Regions from separate parts of the Homo sapiens genome. Here region 2 is linked to region 1. Evidence: read pairs that join two places in POLR2A ChIA-PET (ENCODE). Cell type or tissue: GM12878. All regions are shown on one strand.

What was found. ChIA-PET counts read pairs that join two places held together with the same protein. Peaks named below come from ENCODE experiments on the same cell type or tissue, not always from the same donor. Only the 100,000 strongest peaks of a DNase experiment are listed, where the experiment ranks them.
Region 2: POLR2A ChIA-PET joins it to region 1 with 5 read pairs; 2 of 35 experiments call an interaction of 5 or more read pairs at or near these places.

The regions. Positions count from the first base shown.
Region 1 is chr10:35,755,811-35,763,810 of GRCh38, reverse strand. No RefSeq gene overlaps it. Among named protein-coding and RNA genes, the nearest start is that of PCAT5, 18 kb to the left of the region's middle. In GM12878, no CTCF peak of the experiment used is centred here; no DNase peak of the experiment used is centred here.
Region 2 is chr10:35,181,820-35,189,819 of GRCh38, reverse strand. CREM (cAMP responsive element modulator) reads right to left here. Exons shown (of 8, transcript NM_183011.2): 6 at 1,432-1,620. Among named protein-coding and RNA genes, the nearest start is that of LINC02634, 59 kb to the left of the region's middle. In GM12878, no CTCF peak of the experiment used is centred here; no DNase peak of the experiment used is centred here; H3K27ac peaks cover 2,061 bases.

The DNA.
Region 1 (8,000 bases):
TTACCCTTACCACAGTGTCAGGCAGAGAGGTGGGGGCAGTTTTGGATGCTGGTTAAAGAGGTAAGTTGAAGGTACTTTTAATTTAGATCTAGAGGGACATATTTATATAGTTTGCATCACTTCTGTGGATAGGTATTACTAGCCATCTAAGGTAGGAATCGTTTCCAGGAATAATCCTGCCCACCCTGCCAACTCACTTGCCATCCTGACACAGGTCAGGGCCAGAAGTTTCATTGTTATGAGAATGAGTCCCATGTTGTTCAGTGATAGGAGGAAGTGTTTGTAACAAATAAAAGTGGAAGCCAGTCTGTGGAAAATCCTTCAGCCATCTAACAAGTACAACAAAAATCAAGGAAATATCTGGGAAAAGTATTTTAGCAGCATATTATGGATTAGTCTAAAAGGACATTGTTGTCTATGGTAATGTCTGTGGAATTTCTAAGTTTGTGATGCGATGTGATTTTTTTTCACCCTGAACAAACATTCAGCCCTGTGCAGTGGTGAGCACCTGTTATCCCATCTACCTGCGTGGCTGAGGTGAGAGAATGCTTGAGCCCAGGAATTCCAAGCTGCAGAGTGTGATAATTGTGCCTGTAAATAGAGAGACCCAGCCAGGGCAGCATAGAGAGGCCCCATCACTATAAAAGTAATTAATAAATAAATGTTCAATTTCATACCTAACTTTATATTCATAATTTAAAGAGGGCCCTTCAAAGTTGTATAAGCTTCAGGCCCCCCGAAAATTTGGATCCATTTTTGATAATTAAATGTTGGATTCAAAACAATAATAAAGAGTAATAAAGAATTAAGTGTGCTTCTTCATCTTAAATTCACAAGGTTTTGCCTTTTCCCCAAAGAAATACATAAGATTTAGCCAAACATCATTTATTTTATTAAAATTTATGTAATCACTTTTTTTTAATGTAATCCAAAGACTAGGGAATGAGACCAAAATTTCGAATGTAGCAATTCTTGCCAAGTTTAATGGCCTCTTAATGGTATGAGAGTTTCCATGATTTTATATTTCTAATTGCTTTTTTATTATTGTTGAACAAAACTCTTCAAAACAAGAAAAAATACTACTAATGATAATCATAGCCTTTTTTAAAAAAATGAAGATAATTGAATTCTACTCATTATATAATGACTCAATTAATTCCGTAGAGCACTCTGTCATTTGAAAACAATCCAAAAGTGGTAGTCACCAGGATCCCACAGAGTCCACCTAGCCTATCCGTGGGGAAATTAATTCCGTCCACATACAAAGGGAGAAAGTGGCTGCAAACCCCAGAAATAATGGGAAACCACCCAGCTCTGCACATTCTTCAGCAGAAAATGGGAATGGCCTCAGTAAATGATGGTCGCCTGACTCGTGCAAACATTCTTTTACTTAATACTATGTTTTTAAATGACCTGGCCAATCCAACTGGAAACTTGTATTTAAAAGTTCCATTTAACAATACCTTCAGATGATTTACTAGGTGGGTGCAAAGGTAATTGCTGTTTGGTGCTGATCATTTTGTCTTTCCAGTAGACATCCTTTCAGGTTTTAAAGTAACCTTTTGAGATAGATTGACCTTTCTTCTTAAAATGTCTTTAATTCTGGCAAGGTGCAGTAGGCTCATGACTGTAATCCCAACACTTTGGGAGGCTACGGCGGGCGGATCACGAGGTCAGGAGTTTGAGACCAGCCTGACCAACATGGTGAAACTCCGTCTCTACTAAAAATACAAAAATCAGCCAGGCATGGTGGCGGGTGCCTGTAATCCCAGCTACTCAGGAGGCTGAGGCAGGAGAATCACTTGCACCTGGGAGGCAGAGGTTGCAGTGAGCCTAGATCATGCCACCACACTCCAACCTGGACGACAGAGAAAGACTCCCATCTCAAAAAGAAAAAAAAAGTCTTTAATTCTGTTTTGTTTCTTGGGAGAAAGTAACGAGTTGCCCACTCAATAAAGGTGTGCACTGTTCATTGTGTTCATTCTCAAATTCTCCGGTGCCTTCTTGGAAAGCACATTGAAACATGAAGCTCATCAGAGCCTTGCCTAAGACCTGCCATCCATGCTCTGCTCTCAGAGCTCTCGGTGAAGCTCTCCTGGCTGCTACAGATGGAATCGGACCACCACCCAACAAAATCTGCTCCAAGGCAGGGATGATTTGCTGGACAGAATGCTTCTCACTGTTCTCTACCACCCATTGGTATTTGAGGACTGAGATGTCTCTTTTGTCAGAATTTACTAATAACTGGGAGAATATTTATCAAATGGGTTTTTGTTTTCTCTGGGCTCACCAGCTTGTTTCTTTTTTCTTTCTTCCTTTTTTGAATACAGAAATAAAAGCAGAAATCGGTCACTCCAATTTCTCCAAATTATGAACTCTGTGCTTTCCAAAAATGGCCCACTTGTGGGACAATGGATCACCTCACCCAGGATATTTAACAGGGAGCAAAGAGATGGCGAGATCTCAGGGCTGGATGGGGCCTAAGTGGCTTTTCATTCCTGTGCTTGCATTTTACTTGACGCCCAGGGAGAGTGGGATTTGCTGTGGACCAGCTGACAGCCATGAACTCCAAGGCCTCTCATTGCCAATTTATTGGTGTTTTCATGATACGAGACTATGCTTGCAAGTTAACAGAAAAATTAAAATTATAGGGTTTAAAGGAAAAACTTACTTCTACTTGTTTTGACTTGTGTGCCCTTCAAGACACAGATAATCTAATTTCACCTCTCCAGTCTGGCCCCAGAGTATCTTCCATTCTCACCTCCCACCTCTTCCCCTCTACATACCCTGTACAGCTGGCTCACTCATCACCCCAGGCTATCCTGGACATTTTCTGATCTTTAGGCTTTCACTCAAGCTGAGAATTCTCCCTTAATACCTTCCCTCCTCCTCTATAGACCAGGCAAACTCTGCTAACCCCTCCAAATGTTACCTCAATTCCTGCCCCCCAAGTCCTGCAGTCGTCCCAAAGGTGTGCAGAGACCTGTTCCCCTGAGTGTCTCTTAGCACGATTCCTTTAACACTGGATCTGTAACACCATGGAGAAACCTTCCCCTGCCACTTTCAGCCATTCTTACCACTCGTACTCTTATTATTTTGCATATATATGTCTTAATTTCTCAACTACATTGGAAAACTCTTAAAGGCAGAGCTCTTTTTGTCATAATTATCTGTACACCCCAGAAAAAAATATTTGGTACAACTCTTTATAACAGGTACTCAATAAATATTCATAAATGCACCTAAGTTTAGGACTGGCAGATGGATGATAAGTAAACAAATACGTACCCATGTGTAAATCATTGAGTTTAGGTCTGTGAATTTGAAAACAATGTTGTTATCTGCAGTGTTTCCAAACAGAATTCTACTTATCCAGTTTTTCCCACCCCAGTGCTAACTCTAGAGATCAGGTATATTGCACTCACTCATTATATGTATATTTAGCTGTATCTTGAGGGATTCTTTAACTCAGAATGTTATGGATTTGTTGAGAATGGCTGAACACACGGCCTACAAGGAGAATCCTGACCATTTGCTGGACACACTTTCATAGAATGACCTCTAAAGGAAATGCAGTTGTTCTGATAAGAATCCCAGTTCCTCCTGACCAACCCACTGCTGATAATCTGGTAACCCCAGCCAAGCCAAGGATGTCATTCTGTCTGTCCGGATCTTCTGAAGGCCTCACATTTCTCTTGTGCCGCAACTCTTGTACGGGGTCATTTCCTCTAAGGACCACCATAATTGAGTGTGTCTTTGTTCATGCACTAACTTTAAGAAGAGAGGTAAATACTAAATCCTCGCCAACTTTACCAACTACAGAAGATTCTAGAAAGGCAGATCAAAGCTGACTGTGGCTGGCTGAGATCGCAGGTGCCTTTCCATGCTGAGTGGCCTGAGTCTGTGATCTTCTTCATGGCTGCTGTCTCTCTGTGGATCAGATTTCTCTCCTGTGTGGGAACTATGGGAAAAAGACCTGAACACAAAAACTCAAAATGCTTGAATTAAATTTTCTCTTTTGTTGTGAAAACTTGATGAAAATGTCAAGAAAAACCAAATCTCCCTGGACTGTGTAGGAGTGTTTTCCTATTCAAAGAGTCACTTAAAGACATTTTTAAGGATTCCAAGGTAAACAGTCTCCATGAGAAAGTCAAGATCAGCTCAAATTATAAATGAAAAGTCTCCAAATAAGTCCTTTATAATATCAGAAATATACACTTAATTATATGAAAAATGAAAAAAGTTACCTCTTTGTAAGTGAGTACATCAAAATTGCCTCCTTTTCATCTCCTCATATTGAATCATGGACCATGTTTTAAGGGCCTATTCAAATATGTGGGGTGTAAATATTTTGTGGTTCCCAACACTCTTCACCTAGCTGATGGTTATTTGTAACAACACATTTCTCTACTGTGTCTTCCTTGAGGACCGTATGTGTTTCAGATTTGTCTGTGTGTCTCACCTAGTGACCAGTACTGAGCTTTTTGCACTGCAGATACTCAATAAATATTGCTTATATAGAGAAGTGAATCAATGTTTTCTTATATTTGGCAAGGTCAGAAATTTTGGTGTCAGAAGTAGGATGCCCAGGTCCAATAGTCATGAACACTGTCACTGTCTAATTGCTACAAAGGAGAGTCACATATCTAAACAACTTATGCATGCTCAAAATATGCCAGAGCCCAACAGCAGGCTAAGGACACACAACCAAAGAGTCCACGTCTACTGCAGAGAAGGGTGTTCTGTTAGCAACCTTCATCTATTCACTCAGACATTCGATCAGCCAATAATTCGTTGGGGACATGAAAAAATGTCAGGCACTGTGCAAGATACTAAATATATAATACAGAGGTAAGTAAAGCACAGACTTTGTCTTCAAGAAGCTCACAGTCTATTGGAAAAGAGAGACATGCTGAAAATAAATACAATTCAAGTGACAGATCAAAAAAAGACCAAGTGCTAAGGGTTTCCAATAAAGGGAGCGTAAAAATGGAGTTTTTCTTCATTTTTTAGAGAAGAAAGAACAGGCTTTGAAGAAGAGATGGTGTTTGAGCAATATTTTCTACAAGTAAAAGTGTGCCTGAATGAAAAGCAAGGAAATAATATTTTAGGACAAGAAAATACCCGATGTGTGCTTGCAGGAAGGTTAGAGTGAAAAATGACAGTATGAGGAAGAAAATCCAATTATTGTGGCTGAATATATTGAGCAGGACAGAGGGGCAAAGGCTAAAGATGAAGCTACAAGAAATAAGTTGGGGCCAGATTATGACAAACACATGACAGCAACATTCAAAAGTTTGGAAGCTGCCAAAAAAAAAAAAAAAAAAAAATTGAAGTGCAAGAAAAACTCAATGAAAGGAGGAAAAGATATTAAAACAATAAACAGGAGGAAGAGATATCAAAAAGAGGCAGCCTATGCGTAAGTGCATCAGTGATGTTTCTTTGATTGCTTAAGTTTCCGAGAACCAGCTCCGGTTCTTAAGCCCAGAGGGAAGCTACTGGCAGGAGTCAGGGAGTTCACTGCATCGTCCAAGCAAGGCTAGAGATGCAGGCTGGGACAGCGCAGAATGCTTGCCCGGGTTGGGAGAGCAGGGACTACTCAACAGTCTCATCCAGACACAATCGTGGAAGAAAATGAACTCCAGCCACAGTCGGACTTTTTATCACTCTGCTGGAAATTCAAATTCCAGGGCGAAGACTCACATTCCTTAGTGAGGAGAGGGCAGGACTCCCAGATAACCAATCCCACCAGAATGCACCCAAGGAGGGAAATGCAATTCCCCAAAAAGACATCAAGCTGGGGTCAATGATGGGCAGCCAAAAACTCAAAGATGCAGACAGAAAGGTCACTGCAACAAGCAATACTGCAGAAGGGAAAACCAGCACAGAAAGAAGAAATAGTCAGAGTTGAAAAGAAAATCTTGCTAGACCAGAGAAAGCCCTGAACCTGGCCATCCGTAGTTCACAACATGTAGCTCAGAACATTAATAAAAAGAGTGCAATACCAGGTACATCCCAGCAAAATGTTCCTGGTGCCCCAGATCTTGCTCTGCACAAGGGGAGAAATGAAGGCATCTGTTAATTCCTGTTATACTTAGAGAGATGGATGGGGAGGGAGGAAGCCATGCCCACAATTTGAGCTGAACTTAAGTGAAGAGAAATGAAAATTCCCCTGCCCATTCTTCAGGTATCTAATGTTCATGGCTGGAGCAGACTGATGTTGAATTTGAAAGGCACAGTGGTGGGTACCACTTGTATGAACAAGGCATGATCTGGAGCCAGGAGGGTGACAAGGGGACCCTGACAACGGCTTTCAGTAACAATATGAAATACTGTCTTCACCAGGAGCAGAGAAACCCTGAACATGTTGCCTTTAGGAAAACAGTTCTCTGAGTTGGTTTTAAGAGATTTTAAAAGATTTTCTCTCTGCAAATTATCATCTGTTTTTGGAAAGGGTGAATGTGTGTTGTCCGAGACTTCCCCACAGACCAGCAGGCCCCAGGAAGATGGAGGAAGCACATCTTCACCCCCACACTGATAGGGACCCGGGAAGGAACTCGCCCATGGGGTGCACAGTACACCCTGCACTATTTCGCTTGACTCAGAAGCCAGAACCCACCAGAGTCTACTGTGCCCAAGCTCTGCTTATTAGCTGGACCACATACACCATGCTTTGGGAAATGTGAGGCTATGAATTAGTGGGACCTCCAAAATGTCCTGGGGAAATGGGCTACACTGTAAAAACTCACCCGTCTGGACCCTTAAGATTGGTTTAGTATATGCAAGTTGTACCTCAATTGAAGAATGGCTGCAGGGGCCAGGGCATGAGAGGTTTTTTAATTGTGTGGTGAGGCGCACTGTGAAGAACTGAAGGAGGGGGTCCTCTCGGGAGAATGGATGGTGGGGACTCAAGGCAGAGAAGCAAGGCCCAGAAACAGGGTGAAGCCAGGAAGGGATCCCAATCAAACATTGATATTCTTCCATTCTTTTTCCCTTAGCCTCTATAGAATATTCTACTAGGCATCGTGCTTAAGAATTTTTTCCTAGCTGGTGCAGTGGCTCATGCCTGTAATCCCAGTACTTTGGGGGGCCAAGGCAGTAGGATCTTTTGAGCCCAGGAGTTTGAAGCCAACCTAGGCAACATAGTGAGACCCTGTCTCTGCAAAAAAAAATTTTTTTAATTAGTCAGGGGTGGTAGCCTGCGCCTCTGGTCCCAGCTACTCAGGAGACTGAGGTGGGAGGATCACTTGGGCCCAAGTCAGGCTGCAATGAGCTATGATTGCACCTCTGCACTCCAGCCTGGGCAGCAGAGTGAGACCCTGTCTCAAAAATAAAAAAAAATATATTCCTATTTTATAATATCCTCCAGTTCCTTTCAAATTTTCAGTTTAAAAAAGTTGGAGGAGAAAAGAGGAAATTACTGAAAGATGTAATCTAAAGAGATGAATAAAATTAACTCAAGGTTGGAAAATTTGTAGTAAAAATTATAGGCAAAAAAAAAAGTGCCTCAATATGACACAAAACTAATTCTAAATCATTGTTCATATGATTACAGAATGCAAGGTCAAAGGTAATTATTGACATATAAGATGCGAAAGATAAGTAGATAATAATTATCTGGATTTATAATTCCAGTTTCATCAAAAAGAACTAGAAAATAGAGTGAAGAGTAAGGGAGGAATTAGCTCATTCTAAGTTGATCCTCTTATAATAAAGGAGTAGGTAGTTGCTATTTCATTCATGGTATTGATCATTAGAGAAAACTGCATTAAATAGAGTTTTTACATTTAACAGTAAAAGGAGGGGAAATAGCTTTTAAAGTCACCAAATCATTAGAGGGCAAAAATAACTACAAGAAAACATAATCCTCATAGTGAAAGACCCAAGTTTTAAATAACAGCATATCTTTACAATTTTTAATTTAATGTTTTTCATCCAAAGCATTTTGACTCATACCACCTTACAAGAGTAATGTATGATGATCTTTTCTTCTTAGCAGC
Region 2 (8,000 bases), 570 kb after region 1:
TTTACTTTCCTTAACGTTAGTGCTGCCTGTAATCCCAGCACTTTGGGAGGCCAAGGTGGGTGGACTGCCTGAGCTCAGGAGTTCACGACCAGCCTGGGCAATACGGTGAAACCCCGTCTCTACTAAAATACAATAAATTAGCCGGGCATGGCGTTATGCACCTGTAGTCCCAGCTACTCGGGAGGCTGAGGCAGAAGAATTGCTTGAACCTGGGAGGCGGAGGTCGCAGTGAGCCGAGATCGCGCCACTGCACTCCAGCCTGGGCAACAGAGCGAGACTCTGTCTCAAAAATAAATAAATAAATAAATAAATAAACAAACAAACAAACAAGCAAGCAAATTTTTAAAAAATAGTGCTATATCCTAAATCCTAAGCGAATGGACCAAGAGGAATAGAATTCAATTAAAACACAGGAGTTTTGAAAGCTGTATTAAATACATCTATTACAGTTATCATAGGCACAACTGAATTAAAATAATGTATAACGCAAATCCAGTTGAAATCTCAGGTAACCCTAAAAGCTTAGGGCTACATCTCAACTTTTATTTCATTACTGACAGCTTCCATAAGAGCTAGAATGGATACTTCAGAATTCAAACAACTAAGAACAGTCAGTCAAAAAAACAAACAAACAAAAAAAAACAAAAAACCCAAAGTCAGCATTTGTTTTGAAATGAGTTGCCTAGAAATTAGACTTGAAAGTAACAGCTAGGGAAAAAAACAAATTTGGGGCATCATAGCCTGAATACTTAAATTGTCATAGATTAGGTAATAGAAATCTATTAGGTACAACATTTGCAACCCCCAAATGAAGGATATCTAATTAATTTAAAAATTCATTCATGTGGCCGGGTGCGGTGGCTCACGTCTGTAATCCCAGCACTTTAGGAGGCTGAGGCCTCCACCTGAGGTCAGGACGACTCCATCTGAGGTCAGGAGTTTGAGACCAGCCTGCCCAACATGGTGAAACCCCGTCTCTACTAAAAATACAAAAATTAGCCAGGCGTGGTGGCTCATGCCTGTAATCCCAGCTCCCCGGGAAGCTGAGGCAGAAGAATCACTTGAACCCAGGAGACAGGTTGCAGTGAGCCGAGATCACGCCATTGTACTCCAGCCTGGGCGCCAGAGCGAGACTCCATCTCAAAAAAAAAAAAAAAAAATTCATTCATGTTTCTATCTCTCTTTTTCTATCATGCTACTCTGAATTTGGCCTTTCTCCAGAGCCAGTAAAACCTGCTAAAAGGCGAAAAATGATAAAACTTAATTTGCTGTTTAATGTATTAAAATATTTCTTCTGTAAGCCTTTTTAAGTGCCTCCCAACCCCCCACCATCTACCTTCGATCTATTTCAAAAAACTATAAAATCACCACTCAATGGTGTGATATAGTAATCCATAGGTATTCTAAATGTATTAGATTAATAAAATATACCTTGAACAACAACCTGGCTGCCTGGGACAAAGAACTGCTGTGTGCCATCAGCTGATTGTGCTGCGTACTGTACAATTGTAGCACCTGGTGGAGGAGCTCCTGAATTTGTCATTGTTAATGCCTGCAGTCCCTGAACACCATCAGATCCTGGGTTAGAAATCTGGATTGTTCCACCTTGGGCTATAGCAACTTAACAGAAAAAGAAAAGAAATATTAGAGAATTTCAAGATTTATTTTTAATAATCCCCTATTGGAAGAATATACTCTGGGTCTATTTATTACCATTGCTTCTTTCTCAGGTTACCCTTATTTTCTATGCTGAATTGAGAAGGAAGATCAGCTTCGTCATGGGACGATACTCTAGGAAAAGCTTATAAACACTTGAAAATATTTTATATTCAGAAATGTTTGAGATTCATAGAGCCCATGGAGTGTTCCTCCTCCTTAGCATCCAGCTGACTACATCACTCAAGAGGAAGAGTGGAGAAGGAGACAGGGAGAGTCCAGCTTCCTGGTTTTCTCCATTCTCTCAGATGTTTTTCCTTATAAACACCATTCTTCTACCATTTAAAATTCCCATTTAAGGCCAGGTGTGGTGGCTCATGCCTGTGATCCCAGCACTTTGGGAGGCCAAGGCAGGAGGATCACTTGAGCCCAGGAGTTCAAGGCCAGCCTGGGCAACACAGGAAAACCCTGTCTCTAAAAAAAGAAAAGAAAAGAAAAGAAAAATTCCCATTTAATATTGCAATTAAAATGAATTTCTACCTTCATTCAGCTAACTACTTTTCTGATTTGTCATCAAAAGAAAGTAGTTTTTAAGAAATATATAGGCAAGGTGCAGTGGCTCACGCCTGTAAACTTAGGACTTTGGGAGGCCAAGGTAGGCAGATCACCTGAGGTCAGGAGTTTGAGACCAGCCTGATCAATATGGTGAAACCCCGCCTCTACTAAAAATACAAAAATTAGCCAGGTGTGGTGGCAGGTGTCTGTAGTCCCAGTTACTCGGGAGGCTGAGACAGGAGAATCACTTGAACCCGGGAGTTGGAGGTTGCAGTGAGCTGAGATTGCGGCACTGCACTCCAGCCTGGGCAACAGAGACTCCATCTAAAAAAAAAAACCAACATACATATAATTATATATGTTATATATAATTATATATTTTATATATATAAATATATAATATATATTATATATTAATATATTTATATATTAATATTAATATATAATATATATTATATATATTATATATTAATATATTAATATATTTATATATTTATATAATATATATCATATATATTATATATTATATATATTATTATATTAATTATATATATTAATTATATATAATATATATTATATGTGATATATATTATATATTATATTATATATAATATATAATATATATCACATATAATATATAAATTATATATTTATATATATAATTTATATTGTATTTATATATAACATATATTTTAATAATTATTATATTTTTATAATTATTTATATTTTATATATAATATATAATTATATATAACATATATACGTATATATACCTATATATGTATATATGTTATGTACAATTATATATAACATAATTATGTTATATATAATTTGTTATATATTATATATAACTATATATAATTATAACTATATATAATTATATATAGTTATATATGTTGTATATATGACCAAAATTTTTAATATATATTTATTATAATTATATATGTCATATGTTATATATAACTATATAATTTACATATATTATATATTTATATATAAATATATATAAAAACATATTTTGGTTATAAAGCTAAAGTCTAGAAAACTGTAACCTTTGCCATTTTGTCTATGTCAGGAGAATCCTGAAATATAAATTGTCAAGTTGCAAAGGTCCTTAAAAAGTAACTGTTACTAAAAGGATTTGTGCTACAATATTTACCTCTACCAAGTATCTCAAGTAACTACAGCTAATGGCAACAAATAGGAAGTAGATTTCCTTTAAATACTGAGATCTGCCAGTCATGTTTAAAAGTTAACATATTAATTGACTTGAAGCTTCCAAAGAATAACTGATCAAACGTTTTGTTTCAAAATTTCACTCTAATAGACAAGTATTATTTAAAATATCTGAAAGGTCTGTATATTTTAACATAAAGATTCCAACTGCATGCTTCAAACAGTAGATATTAAATGGTACCAGAGGCTATGCTTTTTAAAAAATCACATATAAACTAGCTAACTAGGCTTTACAATGAAGATTTTAAAAACACATCACCAGAATAACATGACATCTATACATCAATGTAAATACCTTACAGTAGCGTAACAGTAGTGTTTAAAATACACTCTGAATATTTTCAAGTCATTTCCAAACGTTTTTAAAGGCATCTAGGCAAAAAAGCACTTAGGCGATAACCTGATAGGACAAACCTATGAGAATTATGGAAAGAGTAACAACAACAAATTTTCACTTCTTTCACCTAAGGTGCCAGTGTCTACACAGGAAGATAGATTAACATTTTTAAAAAGACTTCCACATGCTGCGTTCTCTGTGTTTTATTTCACTGACAGGCCAGTGTGGCAGAAACTGAAGAGTCAGTTACAGAATGTCAATAGAACTGAGGTTGAGACACCCTGATGTAACAGCACTTTATCTGGCTCACCTAGAGCAGTTATTTTCTGTACACACTTTAAAAACAGGGTATTTTTAAACCATGGCTTTCCAAAGATTTCATGGGTCTCAGGATTCAGCCCTCATAGTAAAAGGGTTTGAGAGAGATCTAACTAACTTCTTACAAGTATGAAAATGTCAAAAGACACTGCTTTCTTGGCCCCTTGTGGCTAGACATGAGTAAATTGTGTATGTTTTCATATATTTGAATGTGTATTTTTCAGTTGATAATTAGTTTGATGTCACAGAAATAGTGCTTTAGAAAGAGCAGCCCAAGGTCAGGTAACCACAGTGTATTAGAAGTACAAAGCCTAGGCCGGGCGCGGTGGCTCACATCTGTAATCCCAGCACTTTGGGAGGCCGAGGTTGGTGGATCACCTGAGGTCAGGAGTTCAAGACCAGCCTGACCAACAAGGAGAAACCCCGTCCCTACTAAAAATACAAGAAATTAGCCAGGCGTGGTGGTGCATGCCTGCAATCCCAGCTCCTCGGGAGGCTGAGGGAGGAGAATCGCTTGAATCTGGGAGGCGGGGGTTGCGGTGAGCAGAGATTGCACCATTGCACACCAGCCTGGACAAGAGCAAAACTCCGTCTCAAAAAAAAAAAAAAAAGAAGTACAAAGCCTAGAACAGAGCAGCCACTCAAAAAATAGAATGAATGAATGAATGAATGAATGAATGAATGGCTATCATTTCCTCATGACAGATGATATTATAAAAAACTTAAGCCCCCTGTGAATCTAGGAGAGTTAAATGAGGTATGGTTTCAAATTCCAATCATAGAACCTAGTTTTTCAACACCAAATTATCAAGCTTTTAAATAACGATCAAGTCAATCTGAGGTGAGAGTAGCTGCCTCAGGGTAAGAACCCCTAAATAGGTAGATAACAAAGACCTTTACTTCCTTTTTTCTCTTTCTTTTTGCTTTACTCGTTTCCTTTTTTCTTTTCAGTAATGTTTCCCCACAGTTCTGATCAAAAAACTTTGTTTTCACAATATGAACAGCTGACACATCAAGAATCTGTTTCTCATTTTATTTTCTGGGGAAGTCATTATATAATTAGATATGGAAAACAAAAGCTAAACAAACACACACACACACCCCTCACACACTGGCTCTAGTGAGAAAACATTTCTACTGATTAAGTCAGGCACGTCAGCCTCATTTTCATTTTTATGCCAAAGGTGCTCTTGATTTTGTTGTTATCAAATGACAGAGGACCTTCCCATTGAAAATGTTCTCTCTCATCTGACAATAAACAAAATTTCCCAGTGCCTCAGGATCCTGGAAATAGGTTTTACGTGGGCCTGTCTGTATTCAGAGATTTGAGGAGAAAACTGTTTAGGTTTCAAAATAGTCAAGGATAGCATAACATGTGCTTTCAATAAACATAAATCAAGATAGAAAAAATAAGATGAAATTAACTGAATGAATTTAGACATATCTTCTATTTTAGCTATTTATTTAAGAGATGGGGTCTTGCTGTGTTGCCCCACATCCTGATATTGGTCTAGCTGGTCTTAAACTGCTAGGCTCAAGCAATCCTTCTGCCTCAGCCTTCTGAGTAGCTGGGACTACAGGCACAAACCACCAAGCCTGGCGATGTTATACACTTCTTATTTATTTATTTGTTCATTTATTTTGAGATGGACTTTCACTCTTCTCGCCCAGGCTGAAGTGCAATCGTGTGATCTCAGCTCACTGCAACCTCCACCTGCTGGGTTCAAGCGATTCTCCTGCCTCAGCCTCCAAAGTAGCTGGGATTACAAGTGTGCACCACCACACCCGGCTAATTTTGTATTTTCAGTAGAGATGGGGTTTCACCATGTTGGCCAGGCTGGTCTCGAATGCCTGACCTCAGGTGATCCGCCCACCTCAGCCTCCCAAAGTGCTGGGATTACAGGCGTGAACCATCACGCCCGGCCCATGTTATATACTTCTAATCCTAAATTTATACACATGAGCTAATTAAAATACATACACATGTAAATGTTTATATTTAAAACCACTCTTGTTCCAAATTGCAATCCAAAGATTCATAAATGAAATCTCACTGCATTAACTTTAAAAACAGCAGCAAACAGACCTTTGTTCCAATGAATTCTCAGGTTTAAATTCAGAGTGACCATAAGAGAGCACCTATGAGTACTTGTACCTTAAAAGCCAAGAGGTGCATTATAGCAGAAGGAAGACTAAATCATGCTATAACAACAATAGCAACATCAAAGTTTAAAAGCCAGAGTTACATTAAGTAGTGCCTTAAAAAATTTTGAAACAGTTGCCTTAGAGAAATGTAAACAACGTCACTATTAAGAACTGCAACTGGATTAACTTTCGAATGTGTAAGCCTATTATGTTCTAATTCCCTTTATGAAGAAGTTGAATTGGTGCTTATTCGTGAGCCTCCTGAGAATTCTGAATTCTTATAAGGAGTCCACAAAGTTCATATTTTTCTTTTCATAATGGTGCAGTTTAGATTGACCCACTTACCTTTCATGTATAAGAATTCCAGAAAGATGAGTTAATACTCTAATAAGATTCCTCGTAAAATACAATAGGCACAAGCAGAGACAAGGGCCATTTGTGGGAAAAAAACTGAAGTCTTGGGTGATAGTCTTTAATTGGTACAGGAAGAGGTTGGGTATAGTAGGATGGAGGATTTAAGTAACCTTTGTTTCAAGAGGAAATTTAATGAATTAGGAAGCTTCAAACATTTTAATTTCCTCGGTTGCTTTTACAAATTCACTCATTTACTGCCTATCTTAACTGTCTCATGCAGCAAGTAACATTCTTTGTTAATTCTAAGGCTGTCTCTCTCCCGCCATCTCTCGGGTATATGCTTCTGAAATAAAAGACTTTCTTCGACCAGCTCAACTGTTATGCAACACACCTATCACTAAGATCTGTACTTCCAGTGAGGATTCTGCAGGTACAGCTCACTTACTTGGTGTTGTAATAATGGATCCCTGTCTATTTTATGCTTTTTCCTACTCCCCAGGGAGCAGCCTATTCCAACTTTCACTTTTTAGTTTTTGTGATAATAGTAAGTCAATATAATAAGGCCAACTTCTGCCAAATATCTTTCAACTATTAAAAATGTAACTGCTTGTATATGGGAAAACTTGAATATACTTTATTTCTTCAACTTTGATACACATTTAGTTCTTTTAAACACCAGCTAACTCATTATTCCAAATTAAAAATAACTAATAAAATATTGGAAAAAAAGAAATAAAAGCAAAGTTTGGGAGAAAGCCATCCATGGATAAAAGCTGAACAATTAAACCTAAAATTTTTTTTTATAATAAAAGGTTATGAAAGAGCATTAAAAAAAATTTACAGCTCAAAGGGAAGGAAAAAAATAGGAAAATCTCCAGAAATTCTAATAAAATACGTTCCTCTATTCAAAAACCAAAGGAAACTGGCAATTGTTTCCATTTCTAGACATTCTGCTACAACATTAAAGCATTAATATCTGCTAAGTTAGTTCTATAAAAAATAAGATCAATAAAAATGGATGTTGTGTGTGTAAGTATGTTTACCCTCCAATTAAAGTAAACGTCTTCTAAAAAGTTTGAATGTTGTTAGTATTCACTTCTCAAAGAATTATCTACATATATTTCACTAAATGTCCCCAAAATGCATTTTTAACAAAAGAAATTCACATTGTGTGAACAAATGGCAATTTTTACCTGCAGACTGTACATACAGAACTATAACTTCTCATCAGAATAATTTCTAGGATCATACTGTATAGACTCAAATTAAGAAACCAAAGTAAGAAATAGTCCATGACCTCTTATGTGGCAAATAGACAGATGTGTTTTTTTTGTTTGTTGTTTTGAGACAGAGTCTCACTCTGCTGCCCAGGTTGGACAGTGCAGTGGTGCAATCATAA